Linked DNA regions of Homo sapiens: region 2 is linked to region 1. The links are chromatin contacts, found by Hi-C or POLR2A ChIA-PET in ENCODE. All regions are on one chromosome and are shown on one strand. The core of a region is the stretch at or near the end of the contact, and the rest is flanking DNA. Distances in the headings are between cores, read along the strand shown.

The links. A loop is a pair of places that touch in the nucleus more often than their neighbours do. ChIA-PET counts read pairs that join two places held with the same protein, here RNA polymerase II (POLR2A).
Region 2: a map of PC-9 shows a loop between it and region 1 (6-fold over the local background). The contact joins the promoter of LNCATV here to the enhancer-like site in region 1. A Hi-C loop is called at or near these places in 1 of 168 maps with a recorded cell type or tissue (PC-9). POLR2A ChIA-PET finds 5 or more read pairs at or near these places in 2 of 52 experiments (WTC11 and activated B cell).

The regions. Positions count from the first base shown.
Region 1 is chr1:234,563,100-234,565,740 of GRCh38, forward strand. It overlaps LOC107985465 (a long non-coding RNA gene), which reads right to left. Exons shown (of 3, transcript XR_001737831.2): 3 at 1,494-2,641. Among named protein-coding and RNA genes, the nearest start is that of LINC01354, 33 kb to the left of the region's middle. Within about 2 kb of position 1,337, at least 10 of the 41 ENCODE cell types and tissues checked have a DNase peak (open chromatin) inside an H3K27ac peak, as active enhancers do; they include PC-9, where a contact is called at or near this core.
Region 2 is chr1:234,962,699-234,965,339 of GRCh38, forward strand. It overlaps LNCATV (lncRNA negative regulator of antiviral signaling), which reads right to left and starts at 1,301. Exons shown (of 4, transcript NR_125945.1): 1 at 1,069-1,301. RefSeq lists enhancers at 67-1,266, 580-879, 900-949.

The DNA.
Region 1 (2,641 bases), core at 87-2,586:
AACATTTTGAGCTGTTTCCTCTCAGCTTTGTTTCAATGCCTACATTTACAAAGTTGTTTTTTTTTTTTTTGAGATGGAGTTTCGCTCTTGTTGCCCAGGCTGGAGTGCAATGACACAATCTTGGCTCACTGCAACCTCCGCCTCTGGGGTTCAAGCAATTCTCCTGCCTCAGCTTCCCAAGCAGCTGGGATTACAGGTGCACGCCACCACACTCAGCTAATTTTTGTGATTTTAGTAGAGACGGTGTTTCACCATGTTAGCCAGGCTGGTCTTGAACTCCTGACCTTGTGATCTGCCCGCCCCGGCCTCCCAAAGTGCTGGGATTACAGGCATGAGCCACCACGCCCAGCCTACAAAGTTTTGTCTAAGTAGTTCCAAAGCATTTTAAAGGTAGAGATAATGGATTAAACTATAATGCTCATTTGAAAAGGAGATTTGCCTAACAGCATATTTTAAGATCTTTTTTTCTAATTAGAGAAATAAAGAAAACTTGTAAAACACAGAAAAGCATAAAAGAAGACAGCAAAAGTCACTTGGATTTCAACCAAAGAGCATTATGATGAATGTTTCAGTGTGTGCCTTCCAGTGTTTTTTTTCTATGTATGTATGTACATTTCTTATTTATTAAAAATACCAGTGTATCCTTTTGGCTGTTTGCTGTTTACAAAACACACATTTGCCCTAAAAATAAATATTCTTCTACAACATGATTTTTACTGACTACATAAATGATATTCCTTTATATAATGATGTATAATAATTTACCTAACCAATCTTCTATTGTAGGATTTGTAGGTTGTTGTAATTGTTCATATTATAAACAATGTCATGATTAACATACTTATGAATAATACCTGATTAGTTTCTTATAACAAATTTCTAAAGTAAAATTGTATTAAAGGAGATATATACACATACATGCATATATAATTTTTTGATAGATAAAACTAAATTGCCTCCAGAAAATTTATACTAATTTATACTTTCATTAGTTCAAGTTTTTGAAAACATGATTTAGAGGCAAATACAATTATCTCTGTTTTATCATTTGGGACAATTAAGGCAGAAACCAGTATCGTGGTGAGGGTTACACAGCAAGTCAATAGGAAAGATTACTTTGATAGAGATAAGAGATATCTTCTTACATGTACTTTACATATATTCTCATTTACAACAAACCTAAAAAGGAGTTATTTTTTAATCCCCATTTCCAGATAAGGAAAGGGGGCTCGAAAATCTCGAAGCCCTGACATTTCTATTCATTCATTATCCAGGCTGTCTCTATGACCACAGACAGCCTGACAATCCAGCTGCAATGTAGTCATAGAATCCTAGTGTGTAACTCATAGAATCCTAGTGTGTAACCCAGTACTACCAACACCAGATAAATCAATCCTTGCAGAAACAAATATTTAATTTTTAAATAAGCCAACAATCTGAACATTCACTGTTTTGATAAATGCAACCTAAAAGATCTCGTCCCCTGGATTTATTTTTCAGGTAAAAATAGCTCCATGGTTATGCCTTCTTAGGGGCTTGGTGGGAGGGAAGGGATGGGGTTGAAGAAGAGAAAAACAACTTCCTTGGAGGATTAGGCAAGGTGTAAGAGCATGTCTTCCAGGTCTAGATTGGCAGACCTCACGCTTTGACTCAGAAGTAGAGAATCTGCTTTGGTTTCCTGACTGGGTTGCCTTGTTTTTCAGCCACAGGGCAAGAAACATGCCACAGCAATGAAATAAAGGTGACATGTCATAATGAGGGAAAGGGAGTTATTCCACAGGCTGAGTCACCGCTCTCCTGCAGGTACAGAATGATACAGCCTACAGAAATTCAGAGCAGACTGTCAGACTGTGGGATTGAGTAACAAAGAGAAACAGGTCTACAGATGACCTAGCATACGCTTATTATTTTGAAATTTCTGAATTGTAAAAAATGAGAATGGTGAAGTCTTAGGTAGATCTAAGTTCATTCTTGCAACAAAAATCAGTTCCAAGTTTGCCTGGAAGTGAGGCATCTAATTCATAAAATAGTGGCTATAGTGACAGTTATATATTTGAGGGAAACTTATCTATAACTTCCAACTAACATACATCTTGGTGGAGTCTGAGTTCTACATTTTTCTGCTTTCTTCCTCATCAATTGTCATGGTTGACATTTGTTCTTTGAAAAGACTGAGTGCCAACCATGAGCTGGACAGCCCACTAGGCAAGTGCAATGACAAAAGAAACAAGCGTTAATCCTGTCTAGCCAGAGCACTAAGGAACCTGCTTATTCTGCGAATGCCTCAGCAAGGTCCTAAAGGAGAGCTTCCACTGCCTCCTAGGTGGGTGCCCCTGCTGGCAAGTTAATCATTCTAGGCCTCAGTTTCCTATTCTATAAAATGGGTGATAATAGTAACTATAAAGTAAGAAATAAAGAAGAGGTCACTGGACACTTGGCCTCTGGCAAGGATCTAGAAATGTCAGCAGCATAATCCTGCTTAACTCACCTCCACTACTGTTTTACCTGCTGCTCTCCAATGCTCACCTGCTCTAATTCACACTGTAGTAGGAAGTACTTTAGGTCAGGCATCAGGGGGCATTGCTTTAGTTCAGACTCCAGCATTTACTATGTACCTGTTGTATGATCTTAATACTAACAG
Region 2 (2,641 bases), core at 51-2,550, 400 kb after region 1:
ACTATCTCCAGGGCAGACAGGAGAGCAGGAACCCCTTTCTGAAGCTGAGTTCTGATGCAGAATGTTTTCAGGGCTTAAGACAGCCCCCACACAGCTAGCCAACAGAACTTTCTGGGCTGCGGTCAGTTAGCTATGTCGCACAGGAATGGCATCTGCTTTCACTTATTTCAGAACTCAAGCATAAGTCCTGGGAGTATTTGACCAAAAGAGCCTCCCGCTTGGCGTGCGAGGGTTAGGTTTCCAGAAGATGTAGCACGTACCTGCGCTTTCAACTCCCAGAAGCCAAAGCTATGGAAAGATCTCAGCGTGTTTTTTTTTTAATTTTATTTTAAAATCATACCGTTTTAAAAGTTCTGCTTGTTATAAATCCAGCCTGAAAGCAGATGAATGAAACATAGACCCACACAAAAAAAATCTACAAGAATAGATCTTTTTTTTTTTTAACTTGGGGTTTTTGAGGAGGGATTTTAGAGGAGTGGCGGGGAAGCTACTCAGTCGAGATAAACTCCTTAAAAGCATGGGCAAAATTCCCTTTTCTGTGACCAGTTTTTTTAAAAATGACAAAGTCACACAAGAGAGGAAATGAAAAGGGAAATTTTTAGACTTCTCATCTGTGCTGAAAGCCCCGGGCTGTTTCAGAACCCGGTCAGGGTAACCGTCAGGCCTGCGGTCACCGCGCTGCAATCCCAGGAGGCCTTGCGTCAGCGGCCATTATATCAATAAGGAAGTACAATCACCAAACCACAAGCCGGCTTCTTTTCTAAGCCCACATGTTGCTTTAGAGGGTTTTCAAACAAGAGACTTTCCTGTTTTTGAAACCTGTGAATCCACAGGTCTTACAGGTTACTCAAATTATCTTATCACTTGCAGCATGAATTTCAAAACTGCTTACTCCAGCCTTCCCCTCCCCTGGAGGAACAGACGTCCATTTACAAACCAGAATCCTTATTTACAGTGTCCCGTTGCCAATTGCTGACACAGAAGGGGGAAAAAATACCAGTTATACATTAAGCTTTAAGGTTAAAGTATCTGTGCCAGACGCTGTCCAAACACCATCTATTCACTGACCTGAAGGCAGGATGACCACACCGGAGAAAATTCTACAGAAACAGTTTTGCGGTCACAGCAGTATTCCTTCACAGAGCCAGGCTATGTTTCCTGCAGATGCATACACATGCTTGCAAATGTACTGTAAGAAATCATCACAATTCACAGGAAACATATTTATCCTAAGATGTGTAGCAAATCTGTTGGAAATTTTTAAGCACAGCCAAAAGACATCCCAAACCACCTATGAGGTTGCTTCCCAGGTTGCTGGAAAAATCAACGTAGGATAGCATCGGTAGAGGACGCTACCGCGGCGCAGGTGAAAGATGTAAACAGTGCAATCTAAATCTTCAATGGGATGCAAGTCAGACTTATTTTTCTCTTGAGCAAATAAAAAGATTCAGATTAAAGAGTGCCTTATAGAACTGGTACAGAGTTCTACATAGAACTGATATAGAGTTCATCTAATAAGAGTGTCTTATAGATGAGATAAATCCATAAACAAACGTCTCTCTTTCCTGCTCAGCTCAGCAGCTTGAGAAAGATGTGCCACACCTAACAACTGCATTTGACAGCCATCTCCTGGTTTAACTTCTACCCTGGCCAGCGGCCACTTAGCGTTGCCCCAGCAATGCCTGCAGACTTCATCACGCGCTCCCTCGCTGGAAGCGTCCCTCCTAAGGCAGACCTGAAGTTCACAGAGGGCTTCTGGACAGTAGTTCACATTCTGTTTTCAATGGTGGCCTAATCAGACTGAGAATAAACAACAAGTGAACTTTATCCTGCAGCTACAACCAGTGAACTCTAAGCCCATTTCACAGAATGCACACAGCAATAATGGATCTAGCAGACACTTATCTAATCTCACACTTTCCGTCTTTTTGGGTTATAATCAACACTTAGCTCATCAACACACACACACACACACACACGCACATCTTCCAAAAAAGAACCTGCTCTCAGTTTAAGCACACTGAGATTTTATTTATCTTATTTTATTTGTCTGCATTCCAATAAACCTTCTAACATTGAAATGTTGAGACAGACACTCTAAAGTCAGGATGCTGTGATGTTTATGTTTGAGGGAGGGTTCTTTCAAAGTAGCCAAAATTGTCTCTCTTAGGAAATGTGAAGTGTGAATGAAGCCACACCAAAAAGTCTCAGAAGTAAATCTCTCAAAGATTATGACCAGCCTGTTGTGGAATAACGCAATATATCCTTAGAGGAAAATACAATAAAGTAAGAGAATTCCAGGCTTCCTACACAGGCCCAGTAGGTATTTTTTATCTTAATAACTCGTTGGTAAATGGCCTACTATGTCCATAGGAAAAGCATCCTCTTCTTCAACTGTGTTTTAAAAAGAATAACTTCTTCTTTCCTCCTTTGGAAAAGCCATTGCTCCAAAATTCACATAAAACAAATACAGACTGGTTTTCTGTTCCTTTCACTTTCTGTCCCTATCACTTTAGGCTGTGGTAACCAGGACTTCTAGGCCTAAATATGCTTGCCTGATTTTGCCTGAGTTTGCTGGAGAATTGCTCAACCACCCTCTCACTTTGGCTGTGTAGACCATAGCTCTTGCCCTCCCTCCAGG